2 separate regions of the Homo sapiens genome follow, and region 1 is linked to region 2. A link is a loop called in an ENCODE intact Hi-C map of the cell type or tissue named here. Cell type or tissue: Caco-2. All regions are shown on one strand. Links, peaks and the distances in the headings refer to the core of each region. The heading gives the core; the rest is flanking DNA.

Evidence for each region. Peaks named below come from ENCODE experiments on the same cell type or tissue, not always from the same donor. Only the 100,000 strongest peaks of a DNase experiment are listed, where the experiment ranks them.
Region 1: it touches region 2 in a loop (2.3-fold over the local background); 7 of 110 quality-filtered maps call a loop at or near these places.

What each region holds. Positions count from the first base shown.
Region 1 is chr16:81,136,023-81,152,411 of GRCh38, reverse strand. It overlaps the pseudogene PKD1L2. Among named protein-coding and RNA genes, the nearest start is that of GCSH, 48 kb to the right of the region's middle. RefSeq lists enhancers at 12,674-12,968, 14,249-14,866. In Caco-2, for the core only: no CTCF peak of the experiment used is centred there; DNase peaks (open chromatin) are centred at 8,031, 8,361, 9,312 and 10,901.
Region 2 is chr16:81,189,356-81,205,744 of GRCh38, reverse strand. It overlaps the pseudogene PKD1L2. Among named protein-coding and RNA genes, the nearest start is that of BCO1, 41 kb to the left of the region's middle. In Caco-2, for the core only: no CTCF peak of the experiment used is centred there; a DNase peak (open chromatin) is centred at 6,884.

The DNA.
Region 1 (16,389 bases), core at 4,228-12,227, 54 kb after region 2:
CGCTTGAACCTGGGAGGCGGAAGTTACAGTGAGCCAAGATCACTCCATCGCACTCCAGCCTGGGTGACAGAGCAAGATTCTGTCTAAAATTTAAAAAAAGAAAGAAAGAAACGCAAGAGAGGACCATGTTCTGCGTACCCCAGCCTGCACCTGCCTGAACATGCACACTTTACACAATTTGGCTTTACTTGCTCATGCCTGGACGCTGGCCCTGAGCTTGGTGCCATGTGTACAGGTTAATGGTCTCCGAATGCATCCTTTTGCAGCATCTTTGTGGAAACATGGCAGCTTCCCAGAGTTGGCTCTCTACAGTAGCTGACCTCCTTATGTGACGCGAATTTTAATTAAGGCACCAAGAACAAAGAAAAATATGGTTTCTTTTTCTGAGGAGCTCTTGTTCTTTGGGTTCATGTTTGCAAAACTGTTACCTTGGTGATGTCCAGTGAAGTCTCCTCCCCTGCTCCACCTTATCCTCAAAACTCTGGGTCCCTTCTCCAGGTATGTGAGCCGGGTGCTGGTCTATGACCTGGTGATGGACCGGAAGTGGTATTTCCTGTGCAACTCCTGGCTATCCATCAATGTTGGAGATTGCGTCCTCGATAAGGTGTTTCCTGTGGCCACGGAGCAGGACAGAAAACAATTCAGGTACTTTATTTTTGTTTTCTTTATTTTTAAGATAAGGTCTTGTTCCGCCACCCAGGCTGGAGTGCAGTGGCACGATCACAGCTCACTGCAACCTCTACCCCCCTGGGTCAAGCAATCCTCTCACCTCAGCCTCTTGAGCAGCTGGGACTGCAGGCATGCACCACGATGCCTCACTTTCTTTTTCTTTTTTTTTTTTTTTTTTAAGTAGAGACGAATCTTTGCTATGTTGCCTAGGATGGTCTCGACCTTCTCAAGAGATCCTCCTACCTCAGCCTCCTGAGTAGCTGAAACTGTAGACATACACCACCATGCCCAACTGTTTTTGTAGAGATGGGGTTTCACCATATTGCCCAGACTGGTCTCAAACTCCTGGGCTCAAGGGATCCTCCGTATCAGCCTCCCAAAGTTTTGGGGTTACAGGTGTGAGCCACTGTGCTTGGCCATGCCTGGGATTTTTTTTTTTTTTTTTTTTTTTGAACAGAGTCTCTGTCACCCAGGTTGGAGTATGGTGGCACGATATTGGCTCACTGTGACCTCTGCCTCCTGAGTTCAAGCAATTCTCCTGCTTCAGCCACTCAAGTAGCTGAGATTACAGGTGCATGCCACCATGCCTGGCTAATTTTTGTACTTTTATTAGAGACGGGGTTTCACCACATTGGCCAGGCTGGTCTTGAACTCCTGACCACAAGCAACCCTCTCTCCTTGCCCTGCTAAAGTCGTGGGATTACAGGAATGAGCCACTGCACTCCGTCATGCCTGGGATTTTTAACCACTGTACTCCAATGATCTAACTGTAACAAAACTAATAGTATTTTAGCTATATTATTATATTAAAATTACAGCAAAAATAACAATGCTGACACTGATTGAATATTGACCTATATGCCAGCTACTGCCCCAAATGCTTTACAGAATCATCACTTTTATTCCTTTCAACAATCCAGTGAGGTAGGTTCTGTTATTATTACTTGCCCCAATTTACAGACAAGTCATCTAAGGTACAAAGAACAAAGTAACGTGCCCGAGGTCACACAGCTGGGAAGAGGGCCGTCTGTAATTCTAATCTGACTTCCAGAGCCTTCATTGTTAACTCTAAGTGATGCTGCTAAGATGCTGTGTTTCTTCTATTAAAAAAAAAAAAAAAAATTGGGGGGGGAGCCGGGGACGGTGGCTCATGCCTGTAATACCAGCACTTTGGGAGGCTCAGGCGGGTGGATCAAGGGGTCAAGAAATCGAGACCATCCTGGCCAACATGGTGATACCCCGTCTTTACTAAAAATACAAAAAAAAAAAATAGCTCACACCTGTAGTCCCAGATACTTGGGAGGCTGAGGCAGGAGAATCACTTGAACCCCAGAGGCAGAGGTTGCAGTAAGCCAAGATCATGCCACTGCACTCCTGCCTGGCAAGAGCAAGACTCCATCCGAAAAAAAAATGTGGCTAGGCGCGGTGGCTCACACCTGTAATCCCAGCGCTTTGGGAGGCCAAGGCGGCCAGATCACTTGAGATCAGGAGTGTGAAACCAGCCTGGCCAATGTGGTGAAACCATGTCTCTACTAAAAATACAAAAAATTAGCCAGGCGTGGTTGTGGGCACCTGTAATCCCAGCTACCTGGGAGTTTGAGGCAGGAGAGTTGCTTGAATCTGGGAGGCAGAGGTTGCAGTGAGCCGAGATCGTGCCATTGCACTCCAGCCTGGGTGACAGAGCAAGACACAAGACATTATCTGAAAAAAAAAAAAAAAAAAAGTGTGAACAATCTTAGAAACAAATCTCTGCCGCTCTTCCTGCTTCTCATCCCAAGAACGACCCACAGAGACCAGTTTCCCCCATTCCTGTCTCCCTAAATGCCTGTCCCTCTCTCCCTGCCTGCCTGCAGCCACCTGTTTTTCATGAAGACTTCCGCGGGCTTCCAGGATGGACACATCTGGTATTCGATCTTCAGCCGCTGCGCTCGCAGCAGCTTCACCCGCGTCCAGAGGGTGTCCTGCTGCTTCTCCCTGCTGCTGTGCACCATGCTGACCAGCATCATGTTCTGGGGGGTCCCCAAGGACCCAGCTGAGCAAAAGATGGACTTGGGTAATTCCCAGTGTCATGGAGGTCAGGGTTAGTGGCTGGTGGACCTGAGCCTTCACTGCTCCAGCAATGCCACTGCCATTCCAGAGTCCCCAAGACCGCCCTCCAGTTCAGTGATCCACTAGCAGGACTTACAGAACCCATTGTACTCATAGTTATGGTTTACTGCAGTGAAAGGATACAGCTGGCACGGTGGCTCACGCCTGTAATCCCAGCACTCTGGGAGGCGAAGGCAGGTGGATCACCTGAGGTCAGGAATTTGAGACAAGCCTGGCTAACATGGTGAAAACCCATCTCTACTAAAAATACAAAATTAGCCGGGTGTGGTGGTGCACACCTGTAGTTCCAGCTATTCAGGAGGCTGAGGCAGGAAAATCACTTAAACCCAGGAGGCGGAGATTGCAGTGAGCTGAGATCTCACCATTGCACTCCAGCCTGGGTAAAAAAATGCAAAATTCCATCTCAAAAAAAAAAAAAATAAACAAACAAACCAAAAGAACAAAAAACACAGAAAGGATACAGATTAAAACCAGCAAAGGGAAGAGACACATGGAGCAGGGGCCAGAAGAGACCAGGCACATAGCTTCCAGCATCCTCTCCCAGTGGAGTCGTGGATGGTGCTGACTTCTCCTGAGGATGTGTGACAGTGCACATGGAGTATTGCCAACCAGGGGGACTCACTCCAGCCTTGCAATTCACAATTTTTTTTTTTTTTGAGACAGAGTTTTGCTCTTGTCATCCAAACTGAAATGCAGTGGTATGATCTCGGCTTAATGCAACCTCTGCTTCCCGGATTCAAGCAATTCTCCTGCCTCAGCCTCCCGAGTAGCTGGAATTACAGGCACCCACCACTATGCCCAGCTAATTTTTGTATTTTTAGTAGAGAAGGGGTTTCACCATGTTGGCCAGGCTGGCCTCCAACTCCTGACCTCAGGTAATCCACCCACCTTGACCTTCCAAAGTGCTGGGATTACAGGCATGAGCCACCATGCCCAGCCACTATTCAGAGCTTTTACTGGGGCTCCAACATATAGGCATGGCTGACACCCACTTGGCTGCCCTTCGCCTCCAGCCCCTCTAGAGGTCAAGCTGACATCATATGGTCTAGGCCCCCACCTAAATCTCATCATTAGCACAGACCATCCGGTGTGACCCAAGACCCTAGGGAAACAAAGACATTCTTAGCAGTTGGGAACTTCCAAGGGCTGAGCGGTGACCTCCCAGGCGTTGGGCAGGGTTAACCCTTCACTGCACAGCCAGCTTCCACAAGGGGCAGAAGGGACTGGGCTCCGGGCGGTGGCCTCTCCCTTTGATCCCTTCCTTCCCTTTCCCCAGGTAAAATTGAATTCACCTGGCAGGAGGTGATGATTGGCCTGGAGAGCTCCATCCTCATGTTCCCCATCAACCTCCTGATTGTTCAGATCTTTCAGAACACCCGTCCCCGGGTCGCGAAGGAGCAGAACACTGGAAAATGGGACCGGGGGTCCCCCAACCTGACTCCCTCCCCACAGCCCATGGAGGACGGCCTTCTGACACCTGAGGCAGTGACCAAGGCAGGTCCTCAACCTCAGCTAGCCTGGGGGGTGCTGTAGCCTCAGCAGAAGTGGGGGTGAGGCCTGGGGCTTGAGACCCAGCAGCCCTGTGTTGCCTGGCAACGTGAGGTGCCAAAATTCATCAACTGAAGACACACATACACATGCAACATGCATGCACCCATGCATCTGTACACACATGCACACACAAACACACAGGTGCACATATGCATACATGCACACACATACACAGAGAGACACACAGACATGTACATACACATGCACATGTGCACACACGCATACACCCACATACTTTTTGAGTATCTACTGTGTGCAAAGAATTATGCCTTCATGGTAGACTCCCAGGCTGGAAGCCCATGGACGAGACTCCCCGCTCTGCGTTGATGCATTCAGTAAGCTTTCATTGAGCACCTACTGTGTGCCACGCTTTGAGGAGTACAGCCTGGAATGAGTTCAAACCCTAGAAGAGGGATTCAAGAGCTGACAAATGGAAGCTCAGGGAGGTCACTATCACATCTCAGTGGGCAGAGCAGGGGTCCCTACACAGGTTGCCAGGCCCAGGGCGTGTGCTCTTGACCCCTGTGCTGCACCCCTCACCTTGGCTTATGGCCCCTTTCCCCACCAGGATGTGTCAAGAATCGTCAGCTCCCTCTTCAAAGCTCTCAAGGTGCCATCCCCCGCCTTGGGCTGGGACTCAGTGAACTTGATGGACATCAACAGTCTCCTCGCCTTGGTGGAAGATGTCATTTATCCACAGAACACATCAGGGCAGGTGTTCTGGGAGGAAGCCAAAAAGAGAGAGGACCCTGTAACACTCACTTTGGGGTCATCAGAAATGAAAGGTAAGCCCTGGACATGTCTGTGCCAAGAGAAGCCGCATTTTGGGGCCGGGTGGAGACACAGCAAAGGGGTACATCAGCATCACTAGGGGAACAAGAGGTCTCCCTCACCAGCCTCTGCTTGAACCACCGGCCATCCCCTCCCTCTGTATACCTCAGGCACCTACTGTCCCTACAATGCCAAGCTGCCTTCCCACTAACAGCCTTCACACAGGCTGGTCCTTTAGTCTAGAATGTTCTTTCTCCTCTCTTCGCCAGGCCAATACCTACTGAAATTTTAGTTTTGGCTTAAGCATTCCTTCTTCAGGGGAGCAACCCAAGCCTCTAACCTACACTAGGGCCTCTGACCACGCGCTCTTTAGCTCCCTAAGTTTTTTTTTTTTTTTTTTTTTTTTTTGAGATGGAGTCTCGCTGTGTCGCCCAGGCTGGAGTGCAATGGCACAATGTCAGCTCACTGCAAGCTCTGCCTCCCAGGTTCATGCCATTCTCCTGCCTCAGCCTCCCGAATAGCTGGGACTACAGGCACCTGCCACCACGCCCGGCTAATTTTTTGTATTTTTAGTAGAGACGGGGTTTCACCGTGTTAGCCAGGATGGTCTCAATCTCCTGACCTCGTGATCCATCTGCCTTGGCCTCCCAAAGTGCTGGGATTACAGGCGTGAGCCACTGTGCCCGGCCAACTCCCTAAGCTTCTTGCATTCAACCTGTTTGTGGCCAACTAATGAATCAGGTGAAAATTGTTTAAAGCTTGCGCCATCCTTCCTGGAATGTAAACTCCGTGAGGTGGGAGCCGTCCATCTGTCTTTTGTCTCATCTCCACTAGGAAGAACCATGTCTGGGTCCTGGCTCTGCCACTAGCCGGCTGTGTGACCGTGGACAGGTGACCTCCATTCTCAATGCCTCGGTGCCTTCTTCTGTAGAGTGCTGGGGTGCAAAGCTGAACTCGATCCGTGCCTGAATATGTGGGGCAGGAAGCAAGATCACAGTCAGGGCAGCAAAAACCATTAAGGAACATGGAATTGCAGACTGGAAAAGTTATTCCTTTCTCTATTCGTTTTCAATCCTCCTAATTAAGCAAATGGCTGGGAGCACTGGCTCACGCCTCTAATCCCAGCACTTTAAGAGGCTGAGGCGGGAGGATTGCTTGAGGCCAGGAGTTCGAGACCGGCGTTGGCAACATAGGGAGACCCTGTCTGTACAAAGAGTTTAAAACTTAACCAGGTGTTAGCCAAGCACGGTGGCTCATGCCTGTATTCCCAGCACTTTGGGAGACCAAGGTGGGCAGATCACTTGAGGTCAGGAGTTCGAGACCAGCCTGACCAACATGGTGAAACCTCATCTCTACTAAAAATACAAAAATTAGCTGGGCGTGGTGGTGCACATCTGTAATCCCAGTTACTTGGGAGGCTGAGGCAGGAGAATCACTTGAACCCGGGAGGTGGAGGTTGCAGTGAGCCAAGATCACACCACTGCACTCCAGCCTGGGCAACAGAGCAAGACTCCTTCTCAATGGGCACCTGTAGTCCCAGCTATTTGGAAGGCTGAGGTGGGAGGATCCCTTGAGTCTTTTTTTTGAGTTTGAGGTTACAGCAAACTGGTTTGAGGTTACAGGTGCCACTGCACCCCAGCTTGGGTGACAGAGCAAGACCCTAGCTCTAAAAAAAAGGGAGAAAGTCTCAGTTTGGTGCGACTATGTCTTTAATGCCTCTCTAACACTCCTTAATCTGTTTGACAGAGATAAAAGATCTCAAATTCAGAGGTTTTTCCAACAATATCCAGCTAGAACCCAGTAACATTGTTTTCTTTTCATTAAACAAATGTATATATGGCATATTATTCCGGTTTCAACTAGTCTCCTGGTTCCCTTCATGCCCCTTTCCTGTCCATCTTCCCATTTAGAGCGGTGCCATCCAATAGAACTTTCTACAGTGACAGAAATGTTCTGTGGAACATGGTGGATAGTTATGTGGGTTTAGAATGCTACCATTTTTAATACACAAGGGTGGCCACTATCTAAACCTTGTTTAGAACACGAAAGTATGGTTTATAGAATAAGCAATTTGAATTCATAATTCTTGGCCCCACCCCTGATAGAGTTACTTGCCCCTGTAGTCCCAGCTACTCAAGAGGCTGAGGCAGAGAATCGCTTAAACCTGGGAGGTGTAGTCAGCAGTGAGCTGAGATCACATCACTGCACCCCAGCCTGGGTGACAGAGCAAGACTCCATCTCAAAAAAAAAGAAAAAAAAAAGAATTTGCCCCAGAGAGCTGGGTTTGGGCTGCTTATGGAGGTCATCCCTGCTTCCACTAGATCCTTGACTTTGAGTTTGGGAGTTTTAGCATTCACAGCTGGACACACTGGACCTTAAGAACATGAACTCTGGAGTCGGCCAGAACCTTGGGATCTCCCAGCTGCAGTAGCAGCGGTGCAACTTTAAACAAGTTGCTCAACCTCTCTGAGACTTCATTTCTTCCCTTAGAAAATAGAGGTGTTGGCTGGGCGTGGTGGCTCACGCTTGTAATCCCAACACTTTGGGAGGCCGAGGTGGGCAGATCACCTGGGGTCAGGAGTTCAAGACCAGCCTGGTCAACATGACAAAACCCCATCTCTACTAAAAATAAAAAAATTAGCTGCATGTGGTGGCACACGCCTGTAGTCCTAGCTACTCGGGAGGCTGAGGCAGGAGAATCACTTGAACCTGGGAGGTGAGGCAAGAGAATCACTTGAACCTGGGAGGTGGAGGTTGCAGTGATCTGAGATTGCACCACTGCACTCCAACCTGGGTGACAGAGCAAGACTCCTGTCTCAAAAAAAAAAAAAAAAAAAGGGGGTGTGTTAAAAATTAGCTGGGCGTGGTGGCACATACCTGTAATTCTAGCTACTTGAGAGGCTGAGATAGGAGGACTGCCTGAGCCTGGGAGGCAGAGGTTGCGGTGAGCCAAGGTTGCACCACTGCATTCCAGCCTGGTTGACAGGGTGAGACCGTGTCTCAAAGTAAAAAAAATATAAAATAGGGGTATTGATCCACCTAGCTCGTTGGCTTATTGTGAGGGCTGAATAAGATTGTAAGACATGTAAAGTATTTAGATCCCAGCCTGACACAAAGCAGGTATACAGTAAGTGGTGTTATGATTGGCAGTGATGTTATCTTTCAGAAACATTAGCAGAAGCCCTGCAAAATAAAGTGTTGACTTGGAATCTTCAGCTGAGGCTTCAGTGAGGGAGCCCAGTCAGGAGGGTGAGGGAGGAGGCTGTGAGTCAGAGGAAGGTAGGAGTTGACCTCACCATAGCCATTTACCCAACACCCTAACCTTATCTGAGTCAGGGCTGGAGATGCATATACCTGGCTGTAACCAAAATGCAGATATAGTTGCTTGCCATTTGCAGAGTCCAGTTAATCAGAGTGAGATCTGGTATTTAAAAAGTGACTCTTGACCGGGAGCGGTGGCTCACGCCTGTAATCCCAGCACTTTGGGAGTCCAAGGCGGGCGGATCACGAGGTCAGGCGATCGAGACCATCCTGACTAACACGGTGAATCCCCGTCTCTACTAAAAATACAAAAAATTACCCCGGTGTGGTGGCGGGTGCCTGTAGACCCAGCTACTAGGGAGGCTGTGCCAGGAGAATGGCGTGAACCTGGGAGGCGGAGGTTGCAGTGAGCCGAGATCGCACCACTGCACTCCAGCCTGGGCGACAGAGTGAGACTCTGTCTCAAAAAAAAAAAAAAAGTGACTTTTTTATCTGGGCATGGTGGCATGTGCCTGTAGCCCCAGCTACTTGGGAAGCTGAGGTGGGAAGATCACTTGAGCCCGGGAGGCAGAAGTTGCAGTGAGCCAAGATCACGCCACTGCACTCCAGCCTGTGGGACAGAGTTAGACCCTGTCTCAAAAAGAGATAGAGGTCGGTGGGTGGAGAGAGAAAGAGAAGTAACTTTTTATTCCAAAGCTAGCTTAGGGGAAGAAGTACAGGCTTCCTGACTTAAGGATATCACTACACCTCTGAGGCAGAAAGCAGGGATTTTAAAAGGAGACTTGGCATGAATGGCGGGGAGGAGAGGAAGCAAGCCAGTGGGGGTCGGCGTAACGCACTTCAGTGAATTAGAATTATCTACCAGGAGGTCCAGCTTGCACCTTCCTGGGCAGGGCTAGCCTGTACAAGTGGCTGAAACTCTCAACATGAGAGACAGTTTCGTCGGAGGCGTTCTTTGGGTTGCAGATGGACTGCTGTCTCTCAAGGCAACCTCCAGGTGGGATAGTGCTCTGCCTTGGAGATGCTAAGCACAGTTAGAAAAGCTTGTCCTGTAGGTGAAGGGAAGATACAAGATTATAACTGCATTTCTTCTTTTTTTTTTTTTTTTTTGAGACGGAGTCTCGCTGCGTCATTTTGATCATTTTGACGCTGTGTCGCTGTGTGGCTTCATCTCATCATTTGCTCTAATTTTATATGTTTGAGATGTTTCATAATTTTTAAAAAAGCTAAAAACACAAGATTAAGGATTACACTGTATTGGCCGGGCGTGCTGGCTCATGCCTGTGATCCCAGCACTTTGGGAGACTGAGGCTGGCCGATCCCCTGAGGTCAGGAGTTCAAGACCAGCCTGGCCAACATGGTAAAAATCCGTCTCTACTAAAAATACAAAAAAAAAAAATTAGCTGGGCATGGTGGCGGGTGCCTGTAATCCCGGTTACTCAGGAGGCTGAGGCAGGAGAATCACTGGAACCTGGGAGGCGGAGGTTGCAGTGAGCTGAGATTGCGCCACTGCACTCCAGCCTGGGCGACAAGAGCAAAACTCCGTCTCAACAACAACAACAAAAAAAACAAAAAAACAAAGGGACAGGATTACACTATATTTGGCACTAGACAAAAAAGGGTTCAAATTCAAGTCTTACCATATTAAAGTATTTGCTTTAAAATACTCTGGGCCCAGGGGGTGGGGGAGTCGGGGGGTGAGGGCGGGCACTGTGGCTCACGCCTGTAATCCCAGCACTTTGGGAGGCCGGGGCGGGCGGATCACCTGAGGTCAGGAGTTTAGAACCAACCTGGCCAACATGGTGAAACCCCATCTCTCTACTAAAAATACAAAAACTAGCTGGGCGTGGTGGCGTGCGCCTGTAGTCCCAGCTACTCAGGAGGCTGAGGCAAGAGAACTGCTTCTAGAACCCAGGAAGTGGAGGTTGCAGTGAGCTGAGATAACACCACTGCACTCCAGCTGGGGAGACAGAGTGAGACTTCACTGCAAAAAAAAAAAAAAAAAAAGCTCCAGGAGAAGAAAAGAGATGAGACAAGACTGGCCAAATGTTGGTCATTGTTGTAGCTGGAGTGATGAGTATGGGATTCTCCTCTGTTCTCTTGATGTGTAGGGAAATTTGAAGAATGACTCTGATAAAAATCTAAAAGAGAAACATCGAATCCTAACTGGCTGTGTGACCCTAAAACCTTACTCCGTCTCTTTGAACCTCAGATTTCTCAGGGCTTGGCACATAGCAAGCATTTCATACTCAGAAGCTGGTACTATTACTGTTGTGTTTTGTGGGGGGAGGTTTGTTTGTTTTGTTTGGAGACAGGATCTGGCTTTGTTGCCCTGGCTGGAGTGAAGTGGCGCCATCATAGCTCACTGCAGCCTCGCCCTCCTGGGCTCCAGCGATCCTCCTGCCTCAGTCTCCCGAGTAGCTGGGACCACCTGCGCATGCCGCCCCACCTGGCTGTTGTTTGTATTGCAGCTGGTTTGCTCTGTGACTCAGCACAAGCTGATCGCTTTCTTCTTTGTCCTCCAGAGAAATCACAGTGTCCCAAGCCCAAGGCGGCACGGAGTGGCCCCTGGAAGGACAGCGCCTACAGGCAGTGTCTGTACCTTCAGCTGGAACACGTGGAGCAAGAGCTGCGGCTGGTGGGGCCCCGAGGCTTCTCCCAGCCCCACAGCCATGCCCAGGCCCTCAGGCAGCTGCAGACCCTGAAGGGCGGCCTGGGGGTACAGCCGGGCACCTGGGCCCCTGCACATGCCAGGTAATCCACTTCCCTGGGGGCTGAGTGGGTGCCTGCCTGCCCCAGCCTGGGGCCGTCTGGAAAGGGCATTCTGAACAATCTTGGAAGGATGTCCACCCAGACCTTGCCAGGCAGAAACAATGCAGGATTCCTGCACACATTCAGGGAGGCCGGGTTTGAACAGGTCTGTTTGCTGGAAGGCACTCAGGGCCCTTTGTACCGCATGCTACAGTCACAACGGTGTTCCTGTGGGCTGTTTCCCATCTGTGCACTTCACTCTTGGACCGGCTCCTCAACTTCTCAGGCTTAGTTTCCTGATCTTTAAAATGGGAATGATGACGCCTATCTCTTGATTCAAACTTAAAACAAAATGCATTTTTTAAGATAACCAGTGAACTTTGAATACAGACAGGTTACTAGGTGACATTTAAAAATTACTGTTAATTTAGCTGTGTGAAAACAGCATCGTAATTCAGTAAGAAAATTGCCTTTTTTTTTTTTTTTGAGACAGAGTCTTGCTCTGTCACCCAGGATGGAATGCAATGGCGTGATCTCGGCTCACTGCAACCTCTGCCTCCTGGGTTCAAGTGAGTCTCCTGCCTCAGCCTCCCCGAATAGCTGAGATTACAGGTGCCCACCACCACGCCCAGCTAAATTTTGTATTTGTGGTAGAGATGGGCTTTCACCACGTTGGCCAGGCTGGTCTCGAACTCCTGACCTCAAGTGATCCACCTGCCTCAGCCTCCCAAAGTGCTGGGATTACAGGCGTGAGCCACCACGCCTGGCAAAAATGGCCACTTTTGAGATGCATTCTGAAGTGACTAGGAATTATTTTGTATTATGTCTGGAATTTATGTTGAAATTTTCCAGCCAAAAACAAAAACAAAACAGGGCTGAGGGGCAGATGAAATAAGTGTGACAAGGGGTGATAGTGGTTGCCAGCTAATAAACACCTGGGTATTCACTGTGCTCACTAATTTTTGTATGATGAGAATTTTCTTTCTTTTTTTTGAGACAGAGTCTTGCTCTTGTTGCCCAGGCTGGAGCGCAATGGCACGATCTCGGCTCACTGCAACCTCCACCTCCCGGGTTCAACCAATTCTCCTGCCTCAGCCTCCCGAGTAGCTGGGATTACAGGTGCCCGCCACCACGCCCGGCTAATTTTTGTATTTTTAGTAAAGACGGGGTTTCGCCATGTTGGCCAGGCTGGTCTCGAAATCCTGACCTTGTGGTCCGCCCTCCTTGGCCTCCCAAAGTACTGGGATTACAAGCATGAACCACTGCACCCGGGGGGAGAAAACTTAAAACAAGATTCTATGGTATCTGCCTTCTAGGCTTGCCCTGAGCAATAACAGAGCAAATCTGTGTGTAGCATTTAGTGCGGGGACTTGCCCCTACTAAGCACTGAGTAAATGTAACTGCTTTTACTCCACAGACTATGGCATAGACCTTTGAGATAGGTATAGATTACAGAGAAGGAAACAGAGGATCTGAGAGGTCCAGGAGCTTGGCCAAGGTCATGCTGATCAGAGTAGAGTGGGGTTTGACCTTGAGATTGCCTGGGGGTGTGGCCACCCTAACTATGTCTGTCCACCTCCTTTGCAGCGCTCTTCAGGTGAGCAAACCCCCTCAAGGCCTGCCCTGGTGGTGCATCCTGGTGGGCTGGCTCCTGGTAGCGGCCACCAGTGGCGTGGCGGCCTTCTTCACCATGCTCTACGGCCTGCACTACGGGAGGGCCAGCTCCCTCAGGTGGCTCATCTCCATGGCTGTCTCCTTCGTGGAGAGCATGTTCGTCACCCAGCCCCTGAAGGTCAGGACCCTGCCTCAGGCACCCGCCCTCCTCCCCTCCACCCATCCCTTCCCTACTGCCAGCAGTCTAGTCCCTGGGCTTTTATTCCTTTATTTATATATTCAACAAATGAACCTGGAGCACCCCCTCTGGGCAGGCCCAAGGCAGGAAAAATAGCCCTATCATATTACCCGAGGTTACCCTTGCCCTAGGGTATACATATATATGTATAAATAATACCCTATTTCCTCAATGTTAACATCCATTTGATCTTGAGACAAGACAACAATTTATGTAGCTAGTTATTCATTTTTTTTTTTTTTCTGAGTCTGCTTGCAAGGGAAAAGACAGCAATTTAAAGGAATTTTCCCTTTGGAAAAAACACCAAGTCATTATATGTGTGCCTGAGTTAGAAGCTACACTCCTATTTCTGAGATGTAAAATTACGCAAAAGAACTTGTTAGAGTTGAAGAAATTCTGGCTCGGCATGGTGGCTCAATGCCAGTAATCCTAGTATTTTGGGAGGTTGAGGTGGTAGGATCGCTTGAGTCCAGGAGTTTGAGGCTGCAGTGAGTTGTGATTGCGCCACTGAACTCCAGCCTGGGCGACAGAGCAAGACCCTGCCTCAAAAAAAAAAAAAAAAAAAAAATCCTTGGTCAGGCAGCTCCCATGAGACCAGCTCCTGGTGATCTGTTAGCCTGGGATGGTGGAAAGAAAAAAAGAAAGAAAGAAAGAAATCCTAAATCCAGGTGTAGAGCAGAGGAGGCAAGGGGCACAGTTTCCCTTGGAAGGAGTCGGGCAGTGGGCAATCCCTGGGGAACCCCTAAGGGGAAGAGATACTGGATTGGGGTGTAGGGGAAGCCACCGAAAGGAGGAGATATTTAAAGCAAATCTTGGTTGGGCGCGGTGGCTCACGCCTGTAATCCCAGTACTTTGGGAGGCTGAGGTATGTGGATCACTTGAGGTCAGGAGTTCAAGACCAGCCTAACCAACATGGAGAAACCCTGTCTCTACTAAAAATACAAAGTTAGCCAGGTGTGGTGGTGCATGCCTGTAATCGCAGCTAATCCCAGCTACTCAGGAGGCTGACGCAGGAGAATCACTTGAACCCGGGAGGCAGAGGTTGCAGTGAGCCGAGATTGCGCCATTGCACTCCAGCCTGGGCAATAAGAGCAAAACTCCATCTCAAAAAAAAAAAAAAAGAGAAAAAGATTACAAAATTAGTCGAGCGTGGTGGTGGGTGCCCATAATCCCAGCTACTAGGGAGGCTAAGGCAGGAGAATCACTTAAACCCAGAAGGCGGAGGTTGCAGTGAGCCTAGATCATGCCATTGCATTCCAGCTGGGGCAATAGAGCAAGACTCCATCTCAAAAAAAACAAAGCTCATCTTTACACCTATGGGACTTTGCCAAATCCCCTCTCGTCCCCCATTCTTCCCTGAACAGCCTTTACCATAAGACTCAAAAAGCATCCGACACCTCCCTTCAACACTAGGCTCGCAGGATACTAAGAACAGGGCTGCGTCTTGAGCCTTTCTGTTCCCCAAGTGAACCACAGGATCCTCCTGTGTTTGTGTGGAGCAGGCGCAGAGATCACGTGGCTGAGGCCTTGCAGCTGAGACCCTGCACCTGAGCGCATTACTTAATACTGGAGGAAAGGGAAGGAGCAGGGTGGGGCAGGATCCCTGTGCTGAAAGCCCTGGGGGAGAGCAATTCTCCTTGCGGAGAGATCAGAGACCCCTCAGACAGGTGAGCGGTAGTAGGTGGGAAGGCTCAGGGGAGTTCTAGGACTGGCCAGTCCCCCATCTGGTCTGCGAGCCAAGGCCTTGCGGTCCAGCTTCATGACCACCTCCCATCTCTGCAGAAGGGAGCTGCATTCCCCCAAAACACAGGGCCCTCCCCAACATACAAACGTGGCCCCAAGCCCCACGTGCTCGCAGATGAGGGGTTGAGAGTTACCAGAGTGGGTTCGAGGACCTCCCTGGGTATTTTTCAGGTGCTGGGATTCGCTGCTTTCTTTGCACTGGTCTTGAAGAGAGTGGACGATGAGGAGGATACTGTGGCCCCGCTGCCAGGACATCTGTTGGGCCCAGGTAATGTGCCTCGGTGGCTGGAGGCAGGGTCTGGCCAGCTGCGGCCCTGATGAGGCTCAGTGAGCCCTGCAGAGTGCAGCCTGTTGGGGGTCCTGGGCCTTGGGCCAGCTCCCCAGACCTTTGTTCCTCATCAGCTTTTCACCCCCAGTTTGTGAGCCATCCCCAAAAGAGCCAGGAAAAAAGTGACTCCATTGTCTCCTGAGTATCTGTGTTTGTTCGTTCCCTGGCATTTCTCCATGACACCCAAGTATGACCTGCCAGCTAGAAGAGTTGCCTCAGGGACGAAGCTGTCCACATGGGCGGTCCTTCTCTGTGTAATTCCAAGCAAGCAGCTTTCTTCTCCGAGACTCAGGGCCCTGGGCTTTAGAACAGAAACTAAAACAAGAATCGGTTTACAGGAGGCTGCAAAAAGTGGCCGCAAATTAGAATTTTAGGACAAAGCTCTGCAAACTACAGCTGGGGGGCCACATGTCTCCTGCTGCCTGTTTTTGTAAATAGAGGTTTGTTGAAATACGGCCACACTCACCCCTGCTCTAGGAGGCCACTGGCCAGTCCCCATCCTCCCAGCCTGACTTCTCACTTCCCAACCAAAATTCCCAAGGGTGGTGACAGTAATGACAAAACAAACATGCAAATAAAACTGAATCAACGTGGAATCATTGAGGCAATGGTCTTGCCTTTCAGGGAAAATAAAATAGAAACAAACAAACCAAATGCCATGCACGTGCCTCACAGTGCAATGTGGCTACCTCTTCAGGGCCTGTATTCTTCCATTCCAGGACAGCGTTTTAGATTTGCAGATCTGAGAGGTCCATTAAAATCTTCTCAATTCTCCACAGAGATGCTAGGCTCCAGACCATTAAATATTCATTCAGTCACCCCTTTGGCAAGTCCTCAGGGAGCACTGGCTGCGGGCCAGGCCTTGTGATGGCTTGGGAATATAATTTACATAAAATTCACCCATTGTAAGTGCACAATTTGTTGATTTCAGTAAATGTATAGGGTTATGTAACCATCACTGCAATTCACATTTAGAAGAGCTTCGTCAGCCCAAAAGGTTCTTTGTTGCCCATGTAAAGTCAATCCCCACTTCCAACCCCAGTCCCTGCCAACACAGCACAGGTTGCTGCCTTTGGAATGAACAGCCCATTTGGGGAGATGGCATCAACCAGGTAAATGCACAAGTAGACATATAAGTGTGAATTATGGTAAGAAATAGGGTTGGGGAAGATCAAGAGAGGGCAGGCCTCTCTGCTGCGGTGGTGCCTAACCTCTCTGCTGAGAACGGGGGAAGGGAAGGACTGCACACTCAGCACCTGCAAAGGCCGCGAGGTGGGACAGTGGTGTCGTTTTATTGCAGCCATTTTATAGCAACCATTGACAGTGTGTCTGGAGCATGTTGAGTTGGGGGTGG
Region 2 (16,389 bases), core at 3,668-11,667:
CCACCTTTTAAAAATCATTTTTATAAACACTGGGAAATGCCTTTCTGATGCCTTCTTATCAATACTAGCAGCCACAGAACTCAGGTTATGATAGGGAAAATAGCATGAATTTTGATTTTTGAATGTACGGAAGCCACATTTTTTTGTGTAAATATCACTGTGCTTTTCTCTTATGTGTTGGTGCAGCCTCCTTTTTCTTAACTCATCATTAGTCTAAGAGGTGAGATGTTTAAATCAAACCCTTCGTATCCATTGTTGATAAATAATAAGAGCTCCTGGGAAGAATTGCATTGCTTAGGAGTCAGAAGACTTCTCTGTTAGAAGCTCCTTTTTACCTTGCCTTATATTCATTTGCATGGAGGGCCTTTTTTTTTTCTGTGTTTGTCATGGAAAATTTTCCACATTTCTGAAACTGTATTACGGGCCTTACAGAACAATTTGCTTTTGGTGAAATCTGTGTGAATCCAGCGTTGGTTAGCTGAGCGCCACCTTCTGGCAAATCTAGGGATTGACATTGTTCTTCCGTTAATCGGCTGCTTCTGCGCACAGCTGATATTGGGCGTGCAGAGATTTGTCTGAAACTAATAATCCACAAAACAGCAGGAGCCTTAGAGTGACCTAGAGCTAAAGTCCTCTCTCGGGGAACCAGAATTATAAGGCAAGAGCAATGGATCTAGAGAAAAGAGAGTAGCATGGACCTGAAAGCATGTGGCGTATTCAAATAACTGCAAGGACCTCGCCATGCCTGGAGTTCAGGACTCTGTGGAAGAATGAAAGATGCTGAAAAACTCAGCAGGAGCCTGGTCCTGAAGAGCTGTTGATGCTAGCCAGTCTAACGTAGGTGGGGTCTGTCAACTAAAGAAAAATCAAGCTTTTTAAATAATTAAAGTTAGTTTTGTTCAGGACGACAGACTGAGAACTACAGCCTGGGAGGTCTTTCAAAGAGGTTCTGCCAGACTGCTCCAAAACAGTGTTTCAGCTCACAGCTTCTATATGGGTTGTGGAGGTTCAGTCCACGTAAAATCACATCAAAGTTTGGGTGCAAGAGTGCATCTGCCTCTAGATGACTAAAGTATATCTTGTTGGCCGGCTTCGGTGGCTCATGCCTGTAATCCCAGCACTTTGGGAGGCCAAGGTGGGCAGATCGCTTGGGGTCAGGAGCTCAAGACCAGCCCGGTCAACATGGTGAAACTCCATCTCTACTAAAAAAAAAAAAAAAAAAAAAAAAATTAGCTGGACGTGGTGGTGCATGCCTGTATTCCCAGCTACACAGGAGGCTGATGGAGGAGAATCGCTTGAACCTGGCAGGCGAAGGTTTCAGTGAGCGGAGATCCTGCTACTGCTCTCCAGCCTGAGCAACAGAGAAAGACTCTGTCTCAAAAAAAAAAAAAAAAAATCTTGTTGTAGATTGCAGAAGCATAATCACCAGCCATCTCAGATGTTATCTTTTTTTTTTTTTCTTTAAGACGGAGTCTTGCTCTGTCACCCAGGCTGGAGTGCAGTGGCGCGATCTCGGCCCACTGCAAGCTCCTCCTCCCGGGTTCACGCCATTCTCCTGCCTCAGCCTCCCAAGTAGTTGGGACTACAGGCGCCCGCCACCACGCCTGGCTAAATTTTTTTTTTTTGTATTTTTGTAGAGACGGGGTTTCACCGTGTTAGCCAGGATGGTCTCAATCTCCTGACCTCGTGATCCGCCCACCTCGGCCTCCCAAAGTGCTGGGATTACAGGCGTGAGCCACTGCACCCAGCGAGACATTATCTTATATGTAAGAAAAGGACCAGTCATTTATCTTTTTAGGGATATAGTGACTCAGGCTAGAGACGTGGAAGCCGAGCACTCTATTCTGTTTTGTCTTCAAAGTGTTCTGGAGGGCTGCCTGTCACTGCAGTCAGGGGCTTCCTGTGATTATGCTGGCTAACAGAAATGAGCACACCTATCTCCTTGAGTTTGCTACTTTGTCTCACAGGAACCAGGAAACAGACTCTGTTGTGGAGCATGGGAAGGGAGTAGTAAGATGGGGCAAGAGGAGAGTTGAACTGGGATGCAGGGGCCACAGAGACCCTGACGATCCTGCAGAAACCTCTGAGCAGAGATGGCCCTCAGAGTTGCTTCCAGTTGAGGCCAGAGAGCCAGACCATTATACCCCGGCACTGAGCACTCGTGGGGTGCAGATGTCCATGGGAGGGGAGGTAGGTTTGAGCGAGGCAGCTCCCTTTGGCTAAAAGGGACTCCTGGACATGGATTCAGCTGTAAGCCCTCAGCCACAGCTCACAGGTGTACTGGGGGAATGCATGCTCAGGCTTGAAGGGTGGAATCTGGGGGATTCCCTGTAGCACCCACTACAGAGGATAATAGGAGGGTTTTCAGGCCAGGAACGACATAGTCTAAGTTGTTACTATTATTGCTAGTGTTACTAGTACTCGCTGGATTTTTTTTTTTTTTTTTTTTTTTTTTTTTTTTTTTGAGACAGGCTCTTACTCTGTCGCCCAGCCTGTAATGCAGTGGTGCGATCTCAGCTCACTGCAACCTCCGCCTTCTGGGTTCAAGCGATCCTCCTGCCTCAGCCTCCCTAGTACCTGGGATTACAGGTGTGCACCACCACGCCCAGCTAACTTTTGTGTTTTTAGTAGAGATGGGGTTTCGCCACGTTGGCCAGGCTGGTCTCTGTCTCCTGACCTCAAGCGATCTGCCCGCCTCGGCCTCCCGAAGTGCTGGGATTACAGGCATAAGCCACCAAGGCTGGCCAGCCATACACTTTTAAACAACCAGATCTTGTGAAAACCCACTCACTACCAAGAGAACAGCATCAGGGCGATGGTGCCAAGCCACTCGCGAGAAAACGCCCCTATGAGCCAATCACCTTCCACCAGGCCCCACCTCCAACATTGGGGATTATAATTCAACATGAGATTTGGGCAGGAGCGCAGATCCAAACCCTGTCAGTGCATGTGTAAATGCGTGTCTTTGTGTTTCCCCAACACTGGTCATGTCCCTGACTGTGGCCGGCAATGTGTCCAGCAATGTGACCCACCAGTTCACATCTCCTGGGGAATTCACCGTGTTTGCTGAATGCACAACCAGTGAGTGGCATGTGACAGCTCAGAGGCAGGTGACCGTGCGAGACAAGATGGAGACGCTCAGTGTGACTGCATGCTCCGGCCTGTCCCAGTCAGGAGCCGGCCCTCTCTGCCAGGCTGTCTTTGGGGATCCTCTGTGGATTCAGGTGGAGCTTGATGGAGGTGAGTCTGCAGAATTGGGCACATCAAGGCAAGCTATAAAATCACTGATTTCCTCCAAATCTATCCAACTCCCAGACCTTAATAAATAGTGGGCTGGGTGCAGTGGCTTGAGCCTGCAATTCCAACACTTTGGGAGGCTGAGGCGGGCGCATCGCTTGAGCCCAGAAGTTCGGGACAAGCCTGGGCAACAGGGTGAGACCCCATTTGTACAAAAAGTACAAAAATTAGTCAGGTATGGTTGCACATGCCTGTAGTTGCAGCTACTTGGGTGGCTGAGGTGGGAGTATGGCTTGAACCCGGGAGGTCGAGGCTGTAGTGAGCTGAGATCATGCTACTGCATGCCAGCCAGGACAACAGAGTGAGACCCTGTTTCAAAAAAAAGTAAATAAATAGTAACAAGGATCACCTACTGAGTTCTTTTTTTTTGAGATGGAGTTTTGCTCTGGTTGCCCAGGTGGAGTGCAACGGCACAATCTCAGCTCACTGCAACCTATACCGCCTGGGTTCAAGTGATTCCCCTGCCTCAGCCTCCCAAGTAGCTGGGATTACAAGCATGCACCACCACACCTGGCTAATTTTTTGTATTTAGTAGAGACAGGGTTTCACCATGTTGGTCAGGCTGGTCTCAAACTCCTGACCTCAGATGATCCACCTAGCTTGGCCTCCCAAGGTGCTGGGATTATAGGTGTGAGCCACCACACCTGACCGAGTTCATTTTTAAACTATCATTTATTCATTTATTTAGCACCTAGTGTGTGCCAGGCACTGTTCTAAGTGCTTTGCATAAACTTGTCTACTCATTACATAGTAGTATTATCTTCATGTTACAGATGAAGAAATGAAGACACAGAAAGGTTAAAACATTTGCCCAGAGTCAGAAGGCTAGTAAGGTAGTGAGTGCTCCTAGCCTTCCAAAGGCCCTTCTTTGCATCCCTGTAGAACCGAACTTCCGAGTCACTTCCTTTTGGGAATTTAACTAGGATGAGGTGGCACTGGGACTGCTACCAACTGGGCCTGAGCCCATCTCAGTACAGCCAGCATCGACTAGCTTGGCACAATCAAGTTGCCCCTGGCCAAGGCCAGTATTCAGCTGCACCCACTGGTATAGCCATGCCAACTGTTATGGCTGAGGTCCATTCTCATTGGTCACAGGGTGTTTTCTGATTGGTCACAGAGACTGCTCTGATTGATTGTCATGTCCATTCTGATCGGTCACAGTGTCTTTTCTTTTTTTTTGAGACAGAGTCTTGCTCTGTCATCCAGGCTGGAGTGCAGTGGTGCGATCTCAGCTCACTGCAACTTCCACCACCCGGGTTCCAGTGATTCTCGTGCTTCAGCCTCCTGGGTAGCTGGGACTACAGGTGCGTGCCACCATGCCAGGTTAATTTTTTATTTTTTTCTATTTTAGTAGGGATGGGATTTCGCCATGTTGGCCAGGCTGGTCTTGAACTCCTGACATCAGGTAACCTGCCCACCTCGGCCTCCCAAAATGTTGGGATTACAGGCATGAGCCACTGTGCCTGCCCACAGTGTGTTTTCCTTTTTTTTTTTTTTTTTTTTTGAGATGGAGTCTCGCTGTGTCCCAGGATGGAGTGCAATGGCATGATCTTAGCTCAGTGCAACCTCCGCCTCCTGGATTCAAGCGATTCTCCTGCCTCAGCCTCCCAAGTAGCTGGGATTACAGGCGCCCACCACCACACCCAGCTAATTTTTGTATTTTTAGTAGAGACAGGGTTTCACCATATTGGCCAGGCTGGTCTTGAACTCCTGACCTCATGATCCACCCGCCTCGGACTCCCAAAGTGCTGGGATTACAGGCATGAGCCACCGCGCCCAGCCTGTGTTTTCTAATCGGTCACAGAGACTGCTCTGATTGGTTGTCATGTCTATTTTGATGGGTCAGGGTGTCCATTCTGATTGGTCACAGCATCTATTCTGATTGGTCATGGCATCTATTTGTTGGTCGCAGTGTCTATTCTGATTTATCAGAGCATCCATTCTAATTGGTTGGCGCCCATGCTGTGCTGGTTGTTAAATATTTTAAATTATCATCCTTTCTCTCAATAGAGACTCTCCTGGCTAAGACTCATCCTCACCCAGGGCAGCGTTTTTCCTGAAGCCCAGGACCAGTTTGAGATTAGAATAGAGGCCTGTTGATGTAAACAGGGCAGCAGAGAGCTAGTGCAATGAGCAGGTGGCTCGGTTTGACCTCACATCCCACCTGGAGCCCTCTCATAGCAATAGCTGTGGAAGTCATAATGGGGCTTTAACACAGCCCTCAGGAAACCCCTTCTGTTCTTGCATGTTTGTTGGATGAAGAGGGCTCATATGTTCCCCTGAGGAAACAAAATAATCCTTCATTTATTTACTCATCCTACTAATATAATTGAGTGCCTACTACTCTGCCGGGTGTGGGCGAGGCAGCAGTAAATATGAAAGTCAGGGTTCCCATTCTCATGGGGCTTATATCGTAGTTATCATCATCATCACCCAGATGAGAACTACGCTAGCTTGGTTTTTATTGGAAGGAATCCTAATTTGTTGATTTAAGTCAGATTTTAAGAGTCAACCGCAATATTTATCATCCAGTAAGAACAACCATCTGCAACCTGCAAGGGAGCCCCCATCTTCCCGTGAACGGGCTGAGTTCTCATGTTGGTTTGCAGGGTTCTGGGCGGTCACCAGTGTAGGATGAAGGAATGGCTTTACTTGCTCCTGCTTAAAACAAGACCCAAAGCTAATTCTCATGCATAAAAATCAGCCCCCACCCTTAAGAAATGCTCCCTTTTAGTCCTCCTCCTCCTCCCCCGACCAGGACATCCCTGGCAACTAAATGTGGTAATTTTTTAATTACAAATATTTAGGTTCTCGGGTAAGACATGTATAGTATAAATAAGTTAGAATATGCAAATGAACAGAGCGGACCCCCAGATGACAAAATCACGGCCGGGAGCGGTGGCTTACGCCTGTCACCCCAGCACTTTGGGAGGCTGAGGCGGGCAAATCCAAGGTCAGGAGTTCAAGACCATCCTGGCTAACACGGTGAAACCCTGTCTCTACTAAAAATACAAAAAATTAGCTGGGTGTGGTAGCAGGCGCCTGTAATCCCAGCTACTCCAGAGGCCGAGGCAGGAGAATCACTTGAACCGGGGAGGCAGAGGTTGCAGTGAGCTGAGATCGCACCACTGCACTCCAGCCTGGGCGACAGCGCCAGACCCTGTCTCAAAAGAAAGACGAAATCAGTCATTAACCTAATACTCAGGGATAACCACCATTAATATTTGAGAAGGGGGCATATCCTTACATATTTCTTTATGTCTGCATCTGTATCCAAGTTTGTATCCAGAATCAGGCTTCAGAGACTGACTCTGAGCTGCCATAGTATTATCAACCGCATGGTTGTTACCAACATTCTTTAATTTTTCTTACCCCACTTAGGAACAGGAGTGACTTACACTGTGCTTTTGGGTGACATAACCCTGGCCGAGTCCACCACCCAAAAGGGCTCGCTACCGTACAATCTGATCCTGGACAGAGAAACCCAGAAACTGATGGGCCCTGGGAGGCACCGCCTGGAGATCCAAGCCACCGGCAACACCACCACCTCTACAATCTCCAGAAACATTACAGTCCACTTGGTGGAGCTGCTGTCAGGGCTGCAGGCCTCCTGGGCTTCTGACCATTTGGAGCTTGGACAGGACCTATTGATCACCATCTCATTGGCTCAGGGCACCCCGGAAGAGCTGACCTTTGAGGTGGCTGGACTCAATGCAACCTTCTCCCACGAGCAAGTGAGCTTTGGAGAGCCATTTGGGATTTGCCGCCTGGCTGTTCCGGTTGAAGGTACATGGGGTTAGTGGCTCCCCTTCTGATGCCCCTCCTCTTCCCTTTGTGACTTGGTGCCCAGGGTCCTGCCGGCCAGTTTTCCAGTGTGTCCGGGACATAGATTTGGTTCACAGCATCCTGCCTGGGTCATAAGATAAGGAACAGCCAGATGTAATCTGCCATCGTTGAGTTATCAGCTCTCCACTTCGGCACTTCTGACATTCGGAGCTGGATCATTCCTCGTTACAGTTGGGGGCTGGTACTGAAGGAGTTTTAGCAGCATCTCTGGCTTTTATTCACCAGATGCTAGTAACACCAGCACCCCAAGTCATGATGACAAAAATGTCAGACATTGCCAAATGTCCCCTGGGGGGCAAAATCACCCCCATTTAGGGCCCCTGTAAGAGACCAGGCATATTCAGATTTCTTCAAACATCTCTAGAGAAGAGTGTGGTTTGGGGAACTGCAGGTGATGCCCTAGCGGGAAAGAGGTAAAAACCAAGAATGGCAGAGATGGGGATGGAGAGAGGAAGTGTTGCCGACCATGGGGTCTTAGGCTCTGATGTACTCAAACTTTCCTGGACGAGGCTTTTGTTAGAGGCTTATGTTCAAACATAAAGAAGGCAGCACTGGAGTGGAGGTTCAGGGGCTGACTCCCCAAAAAGTCCAGAAGGCGTTCTTTTTTTTTTTTTTTTTTTTTTAGAGATGGAGTCTTGCTCTGTCTTCCAGGCTGGAGTGCAGTCAGTGGCGTGATCTTGACTCACTGCAACCTTTGCCTCCTGGGTTCAAGCAATTCTCGTGCCTCAGCCTCCCAAGCAGCTGGGATTACAGACATGCGCCACCACGCACGGAGAATTTTTTTGGTATTTTTAGTAGAGAGGGGTTTCACCATGTTGGCCAGGCTGCTCTTGAACTCCCAACCTCAGGTGATCCACCCACCTTGGCCTCCCGAAGTGCTGGCATTACAGGCGTGAGCCCTCGTGCCCGGCCTGTCTTTTTTTTTTTTTTTTTGAGATGGAGTCCCACTCTGTCACCCAGGCTGGAGTGCAGTGGCGTGATCTCAGCTCACTGCAACCTTCACCTCCCTGGTTCAAGAGATTCTCCTGCCTCAGCCTCCTGAGTCACTGAGACTACAGGCATGTACCACCATGCCTGACTATTTTATTTTTAGTGGAAACGGGGTTTAACCATGTTGGCCAGGCTGGTCTTGAACTCCTGACCTCATATGATCTGCCCACCTCGACCTCCCAAAGTGCTGGGTTTATAAGCATGAGCCACCACTCCCGGCATTCTGAAAGGAGGTAGGATGGGAAAAGGGCGATGTTTAAGCATGTGGAGGTGGGGAATGTTCAGCGCCTGTGCAGTCTGGTCACATGCTTCTTGATGTGTGGTATGTCTCATTAGCATGTTAAAGCTCCACCCTCGGGCATGATTTTTAGTATTATAATGAGGCAAAGGGTAAAGATGGTCATTTTTCTGGTCTTCTGTGTGTGCGGGCTATAGGGTTAACTCCCTTGAGTAAGATTTAAGGTGGGAGCTGTTTGTTTTCGTTTCCTCAAGGTCTGCACTCAGTGGGCATGGCACCTTGAGCAAGATTTGTGGTGCAACGTCTGGATGATCTGACTGGGGTCTGTGCCTGCCATGGGCCACCCTCCCCAACCAGCTTGTAGTAGAGTCCTCGATGAGGCAGGGCAGGGGTCCAAGTCCCATCTCTGGTCTATCTCAGAAGTATTTGCAATGATGCTGACGGGAGGACAGACTGGCAGGCACCAGCCAGGGGAGGTGGCCACAGCGCCCATTTGCATTTAATCTGTAAGGAACAGAGAGTTCTTGAGGGCCCGGATGAGATCAGCAGGCAGAAATGTGATGAGAATGGCAGAGTCTCCAGCCCATCCAGGACCTGCCCGTAGCTCCCCCTGGATCTCAGAAGTGTGTTAGAAAACGGGTGATACTGTGCAGGTGTGGGGTTACCATGCCCTCTGCAAGCAACTCCACAAACCAGATAGCAGAAGGGACAATAGGTTTGAGAAGAAAACCATCCGGGCTTTGCCAGATACCAAGGGTCCAGCTTGGAAGAGGGAAAGTCTAGAGGCTGCTGCAGCTGGAAAATCACACCACGCGTGGGTTATAAGCCAGATGCAGGTTTTGCTTTGTCACCTATAAAAATTACTCCTGCCATGAAAGTCGCTGCTATAAAGGTCACTCCACAGGGGAAGATGATCCCTCTCTGATAAAATATCCATGTGCTTTGTGACTTTTGCTCACTATTAGATGATTAACAGACTGTTCCTGCCCCTAAGGCCAACAGATTTGGATGACTCCAGGGGTGGCGGGAGTGGAAGGATGGAAAGGGAACGGGACAGGGCAGGGACATTTGCACTTGGTGGTGCTGGCCGAGTCCTAGCTGGCCTGGCTCTTGAGGGCTAGCAGATGTTTCAAGCTGCCTCTTTCTTGTAGGAGCTTCTCTGGGTTCTTGGGGCCCCCAGCTGGGCCTTATAGGCCTTTGTTCCTGGGGTGGTGGGGGATGCCTCCCCTTTAGCTGGTCACACGCCCTGGCTGCTTCTCCCTGGCCACCTCCCCTCTCTGTTGGACTCTCCTCATTCTCCCTCCCCTCGTCAGCATCCGTCTCCCCAAGGCACACATCTGGTCCACAGAACATTCTGACCCATGTCTTGGCCGACTCCCAGCCAAATGCAATTATTTCCCAGACGCAGAAATGGAGCCCCTTCCTCCCGTCCCCTTCCCACCCGCACGTCTTCCCGTCACAGACTGTTCCTTCAAGGGCATGAGTATGAAGCCTGTCCATGCGGACCCCAAACAGACACATACCGGGCTTTCCAAGGAAGGCTCCTCTCTCAAGCATTTCTCTCTGGGCTTGAGAACACAGAAGGTAGCCCCTACCCATAGCCCCTTCCCCATGAGGGAGAAGGGATGGGACACACATGTATCTAAATAAATCTTACAAATCCTTCTCCAAGCCTGGCCAACACGGTGAAACCCTGTCTCTACTAAAAATACAAAAATTAGCCTGGCGTGGTGACATGAGCCTGTAATCTCAGGTACTCGGGAGGCTGAAGCAGGAGAATTGCTTGAGCCTGGGAGGTGGAGGTTGTGGTGAGCTGAGATCGTGCCACTGCACTCTAGTTTGGATGACAGAGTAAGATCCTGTCTCAAAAATAAAATAAAGTAAAGTAAAATAAAATAAAATATCCTTTTCCACTGTCTCCACGCTTCTGACAATCCTGCTATGTGTCTCCCTCTTGGGAATCTGCAGTCTTATCTATCGAGAACCTACTTCTCCTTTGGAATTTAGCTCCAGCCCTGGCTCTATCCTGTGAACCATTTCTTTCTCTCCTGAGGTTGAAGCGGGCCCACCCAATGCCCACTGTGCCCCATGCCGATTCCTCCCGTGGTTTGGCGTTCACTGTCCTATGTGTCTACTACATGATAAGGCCCTTGAGGACAAGAACCAAGCTCCTTCATCTCTGTGTCCCCAGAGCCTTGCACCATGCCTGACATACAGCAGGGATTCATTAAATGCTCAGAGGTGAAAGATTTCGTTGGAGGCATCGGTGGACTAGAGAAGCAAGCTGGGAGAGTTTTCTTGGTCAAGTTCATGACAATGGCTGTGACTCTGGGTCCTTTGTATTGCAGGCACCTTTCTGGTCACCATGCTGGTGAGGAATGCCTTCTCCAACCTGAGTTTGGAAATCGGGAACATCACTATCACAGGCAAGGTGTTTCTGCAAGGGAGCATAAAACCTTTTACCAAGAGTCCAGAGCATTGCACCTGCTTGGGCTCCAGTGAGGGGCCTTTCCAAACACGGCTCTGAATATGTATCTTGTTCTACAGATGGTTAGAATTCTCCAGTTATTCTAAGGAGGCAATGATGTTTACAGTAAAACATTTCACCACTGACACAGAATTCTTTTTTTTTTTTTTTTTTTTTTTTTTGAGATGGAGTCTCACTCTGTCACCCAGGCTGGAGTGCAGTGGCATGATCTCGGCTCACTGCAAGCTCTGCCTCCTGGGTTTACACCATTCTCCTGCCTCAGCCTCCTGAGTTGCTGGGACTACAGGTGCCCACTACTACGCCTAGCTAATTTTTTTGTATTTTTAGTAGAGACCGGGTTTCACCATGTTAGCCAGGATGGTCTCGATCTCCTGACCTCATGATCCGCCCGTCTCAGCCTCCCAAAGTGCTGGGATTACAGGCGTGAACCACCGCACCCGGCCAACCACTGACACAGAATTCTAAAACAAGAGTTTGCGTTCATTATGATGCTTTAAGCTGCAAGTAACAGAAGGTCCAACCTAAGTAGCTTCAGATTCAGGGCTTTCTTGACTCACATAAGAAGTTAGGAGGTAAGCACTTCCAGGGTTGGTTCGGTGGCTCAGTGATGCCAGCGAGAAACCAGGCTCAGTCTATCTTTCTCGTCTGCCATCCTTAGAGCTTTGGTGCTGCCTTAGGCTTGTTGCTCAAGGAATCAAAGTGACTGCTGCAGTTCCGGATATTACATGTCAACGCAGCGTACCAGCAGCGGGAGCAGGGGTTTCCTCCTGTGCACCTCTTTTTATTAGGGGAAAAATCTTTCCCACTCACTCTAAGCAATCATCACCTCAGATACCATGACCAAAGTAGGGTCAGGTCCGCTGCTATAAAGTGCACTGGAAAAGCAGATACCCAGCATTTTCAGTTTCTGTGGGAGAAGGTGGATTCTGGCTGCCAGGAGGAAGGCTGGGGTAATGGCTGTTGGGGAACTAGCTGAGAGTAGCCATCACAGAGGTAGGGTTCACTTGAATGTGTTTGCTAGGACAATTCAAGTAGCAAGGGACAGAAACGAAGGTGAAACTGGCTTGGGTCAAAAGGAAATTTTATCAGCTCAGAAAATGAAAAGCCAGCTGGGCACCGTGGCTCATGCCTACAATCCCAGCATTTTGGGAGGCCGAGGTGGTGGATCACTTGAGGTCAGGAGTTTGAGACCAGCCTGGCCAACATGGCGAAAGCCTGTCTCTACTAAAAATACAATAATTAGCTGGGCGTGGTGGCACACACCTGTAGTCCCAGCTACTGGGGAGGCTGAGGCCAGGAGAATTGCTTGAATCTGGGAGGCAGAGGTTGCATTTAGCCAAGATCATGCCACTGCACTCCAGCCTGGGTGACAAAGTGAGATGGTGTCCCCACCCCCCGACCAAAAAAAAAAAAGAAAAAAGAAAATGAAAATGAAAAGCCCAGGGAGTAGACCTGTTCTTAAACACAGCTGGATGAGTCGCTCAGACAGTGTCTTCAGAAACCTGCCTCTTTCCTCCTCTGGTTCTGTGTTGACTTCTTTTGGATTCTCTCTTCCCAGCAGTAGCAAGATGACCCCAGGCTTTGATCTTTAACCCCAGAGGAGAAAGAGTACGTCTTGATGGATATTTCTAGTAGAAGTCCTGAGGCTGCCTCTTGCTGGCTGAAGCTCAGTTCATGGTTTCTCCTGGACCAGCTGCTGAGACCAGGGGAAGCAGCAGTCAGTTTGGCAGGTCAGGGTCTCACGCCCACGCTGGAGTACAATGTAGGGTCAGCTTCACCCAAACCAAGGCCTGAGAGTTGGGGAGGGATGGTTCTTAGGGAAAATATCACCCGTAGATGCTGCTACCAAGGGAGGGGATCATAGATGCCTGGAAATTCGACAGCCAGATGTGGGATTTGAGACCCAGAAAGTTTAATTGACTTTGCAGAAGTCACATGGCTGATTCATGCAGGATCAAAGGCAGCAAATGTTTCTCCTAATTTTTTCATTCAGGGTGATTGGACTGCCTTCCTTCTTAAGGTTAAGAAAGTCCCCTTTCTCTGGCATCTTAGCCTTGATTTGTACAGTTTTACATGCCTTTGGAATTATAGTTGTGTGAATGAGAATTCACTGGGAGAGAATTTTTTAAAGATCAGTGGTACTCAGACCTTAATATATCCAGGGCCTTAGTGAATCACATGAAATAACTCTAAGTTCCTACTTTAAGCACTACACTTTAATTAGATATTAATCATTAATATTTCAATATTTTCAGTAGGCCAGGCACAGTGGCTCACGCCTGTGATCCCAGCACTTTGGGAGGTCGAAGCGGGTGGATCACTGGAGGTCAGAGGTTCGAGACCAGCCTGGCCAACATGGTGAAACCCTGTCTCTACTAAAAATACAAAAATTAGCTGGGTGTGGTGGTGCACACCTATAACCCCAGCCACTTAGCAGGCTGAGGCAGGAGAATTGCTTGAACCCGGGAGGGGCAGATTGCAGTGAACCGAGATCACGCCACTGCACTACAGGCTGGGCAACAGAGCTAGACTCCATCTCAAAAATATATATATTTTCAGAGACATCAATTGATTGTATCTTTTTCCATTGTTTAAACTTGAAAAACTAGCGTTCTTTGTTTCTTTCTTTCTTTCTTTTTTTTTTTTTTTTTTTGAGACAGGATCTTGCTCTGATGCCCAGGCTGGAGTGCAGTGGAGCCATCTTGGCTCACTGCAAGCTCCGCCTCCCAGGTTCAAGCGATCCTCCTGCCTCAGCCTCCCGAGTAGCTGGGACTACAGGCGCCCGCCACCAAGCCCAGCTAATTTTTTTGTATTTTTAGTAGAGATGGGGTTTCACTGTGTTAGCCAGGATGACATTCTTTCTAGATGTATAGTTTACAAAGCAATTCTATAAACAGCACCACATTCAGTCTTCCTGGAGCCCTGAGAAATGGGGATGGACTCCAGGTATTTTTACAAATGAGGAAACCAAGACTCAGAGAGGATAACTCACCTGCCCGGTTCACATAGCCAATGGGAGGCCAGTAAGAGGATCTGACAACAGGGTAGTGTGTGGTGCCGACTCCACCCACTTGCCAGAGGTGAGCGTGCCCATCTCTCCTCACTCTATATTCAGTAGCATCAGGCTTATAGATTGGTGGGAACATTTATACCATGGAAATTGACAAACCCTACAAATCAGGGCTTCTCACTCCCACCTCCTTTACTGGTAGTTAAACATTAGCAGTGCAGGCTGGGTGCAGTGGCTCATGCCTCTAATCCCTACACTTTGGGAGGTTGAGATGGGCGGATCACCTGAGGTCAAGAGTTTAAGACCAGCCTGGCCAACATGGTGAAACGCCGTCTCTACTAAAAATACAAAAAATTATCTGGGTTGGCCGGGCGCGGTGGCTCACGCCTGTAATCCCAGCACTTTGGGAGGCCGAGGCGGGTGGATCATGAGGTCAGGAGATCGAGACCATCCTGGCTAACAAGGTGAAACCCCGTCTCTACTAAAAATACAAAAAAAAAATTAGCCGGGCGCGGTGGCGGGCGCCTGTAGTCCCAGCTACTCGGGAGGCTGAGGCAGGAGAATGGCGTGAACCCGGGAGGCGGAGCTTGCAGTGAGCCGAGATTGCGCCACTGCAGTCCGCAGTCCCGCCTGGGCGACAGAGCGAGACTCCGTCTCAAAAAAAAAAAAAAAAAAAAATTATCTGGGTGTGGTGGTGGGTGCCTGTAATCCCGGCTACTCAGGAGGCTGAGGCAGGAGAAGCACTTGAACCAGGAGACAGAGGTTGCATTGAGCCAAGATTGCCCCACTGCACTCCAGCCTGAGAGACAGAGCAAGACTGTGTCTCAAAAAACAAAAACAACAAACAAAACAAAACAAAAACACACATTAGCAGTGCATAGCTGCATCTGTCTGACTCTAAATCTTGTGTTTTATCTGCACTGGCAGCTGCCTCTTTCTCAACTACCAAAGGGGTGTCTTTAGTCCAGTGGTGGACAAGATGACTCACTTTTAATCCATTTCCCTAGGACCTGAATGTTTGCTATGTTCCCTTAAACCATTTTCAAAGACAGGCTGACGCCCCTGGTGGCATTTTCCACATGACTCTCTGACTCTATATTTTGACAGCCTTTTATAAGGTTTCCAACCAAAGCTTGATACCCGTTCCCACTGTGTTCACAGCCCCTTCCGGTCTCCAAGAACCATCTGGGATGAATGCTGAAGGAAAGAGTGTGAGTATTGTCTTTAAAAAACGTTTAACCTCACAAGGAAAAGATGTCCAAGCACTCTGTTTTAGTTTTGAGTTTTGGTTTTTTGGTACCAATACCCAGAGCACTAGGAATCCCTGAGGCTTCTTCCATTTGAGAAGAGGCCCAAAATGACTGAATTCAAACAAAGCAAGTTGTCTAATCACAACAGAGTTATGTTGTAAATCTATAATGAGCTATCTAGGATATGTAGATATCTGTTAGATATCTTGGCAATTAAACAGCACACTTGTAAAAAAATCAATAGGTCAAGAAGAAATCACAAGGGAAATTAGAAAAAATTTCTAACTACATGATAATGACAATACAACCTATGCACATTTGTGGAATGCAGCTAAAGCAGTGCTCAGAGAGAAATTTATCGCTTTTAATGCTTATATTAGAAAGCAGGAAGAAAAGAAAACAGACCAAGCTCTTCAGTTTTTATAACAAGACTGAGTTCAGCTCCTTGCTGTTGACGTTGTTCGTGCGTGCACTTATTCTACAACAAAGACTTACTGTGCATCTACAACATTCAAGGCTTGGTATCAGGGGCTGGGAATGCAATAGTGAATAAGCACATATGGTCTCCGCCTTCAGGAAGCTTACTGAGTGATACTAACGAACATATCGGCCCGGTACAGTGGCTCACGCCTGTAATCCCAGCACTTTGGGAGGCCAAGGTGGGAGGATCACTTGAGCCCAGGAGTTCAAGCAAGAAAGTGAGACCCTCATCTCAAAAAAAAAAAAACAAAATTAAAAATTAGCCAGGCATTAAGGTACATGCCTATGGTCCCAGCTACTTGGGAGGCTGAAGTGGGAGGATAGTTTGGGCCTGAGAGGTTGAGGCGCAGTGAGCCATGGCCGTGCCACTGCACTCCAGCCTGGGTAACAGAGTAAGACTCTGTCTCAAAAAAAAAACTCCAACAAACAAATTATCATAGAATTAGGAATTGTGGTAAGTATCTAATAAGAACCAATAGAGTGCAACGATAGCAACGAACAGGGTGGTCTGGCTGATGTGGTCAGACATGGCCTCTCCAGAGGTGACATGTAAGCGGACACATGAAGATAAGCCAGCCAGCCATGCCTGAAAGCAGAACAAGAGCTTTCTGAGTGGGCAGATCTGAGAGGCAGGCGATGGCCTGAAGCCAGCGTGGCTGGAGCCTGTTGGAGGGAGGGATGTAGGAGATTATGGACACGTGGACAGAGGCCAGATCACGCGGAGCCTTAGTTGCCAAGGCAAGAAATTTGGATTTTATTCTCAGGCCACGGGAGGCCACTGGGGCTTGAG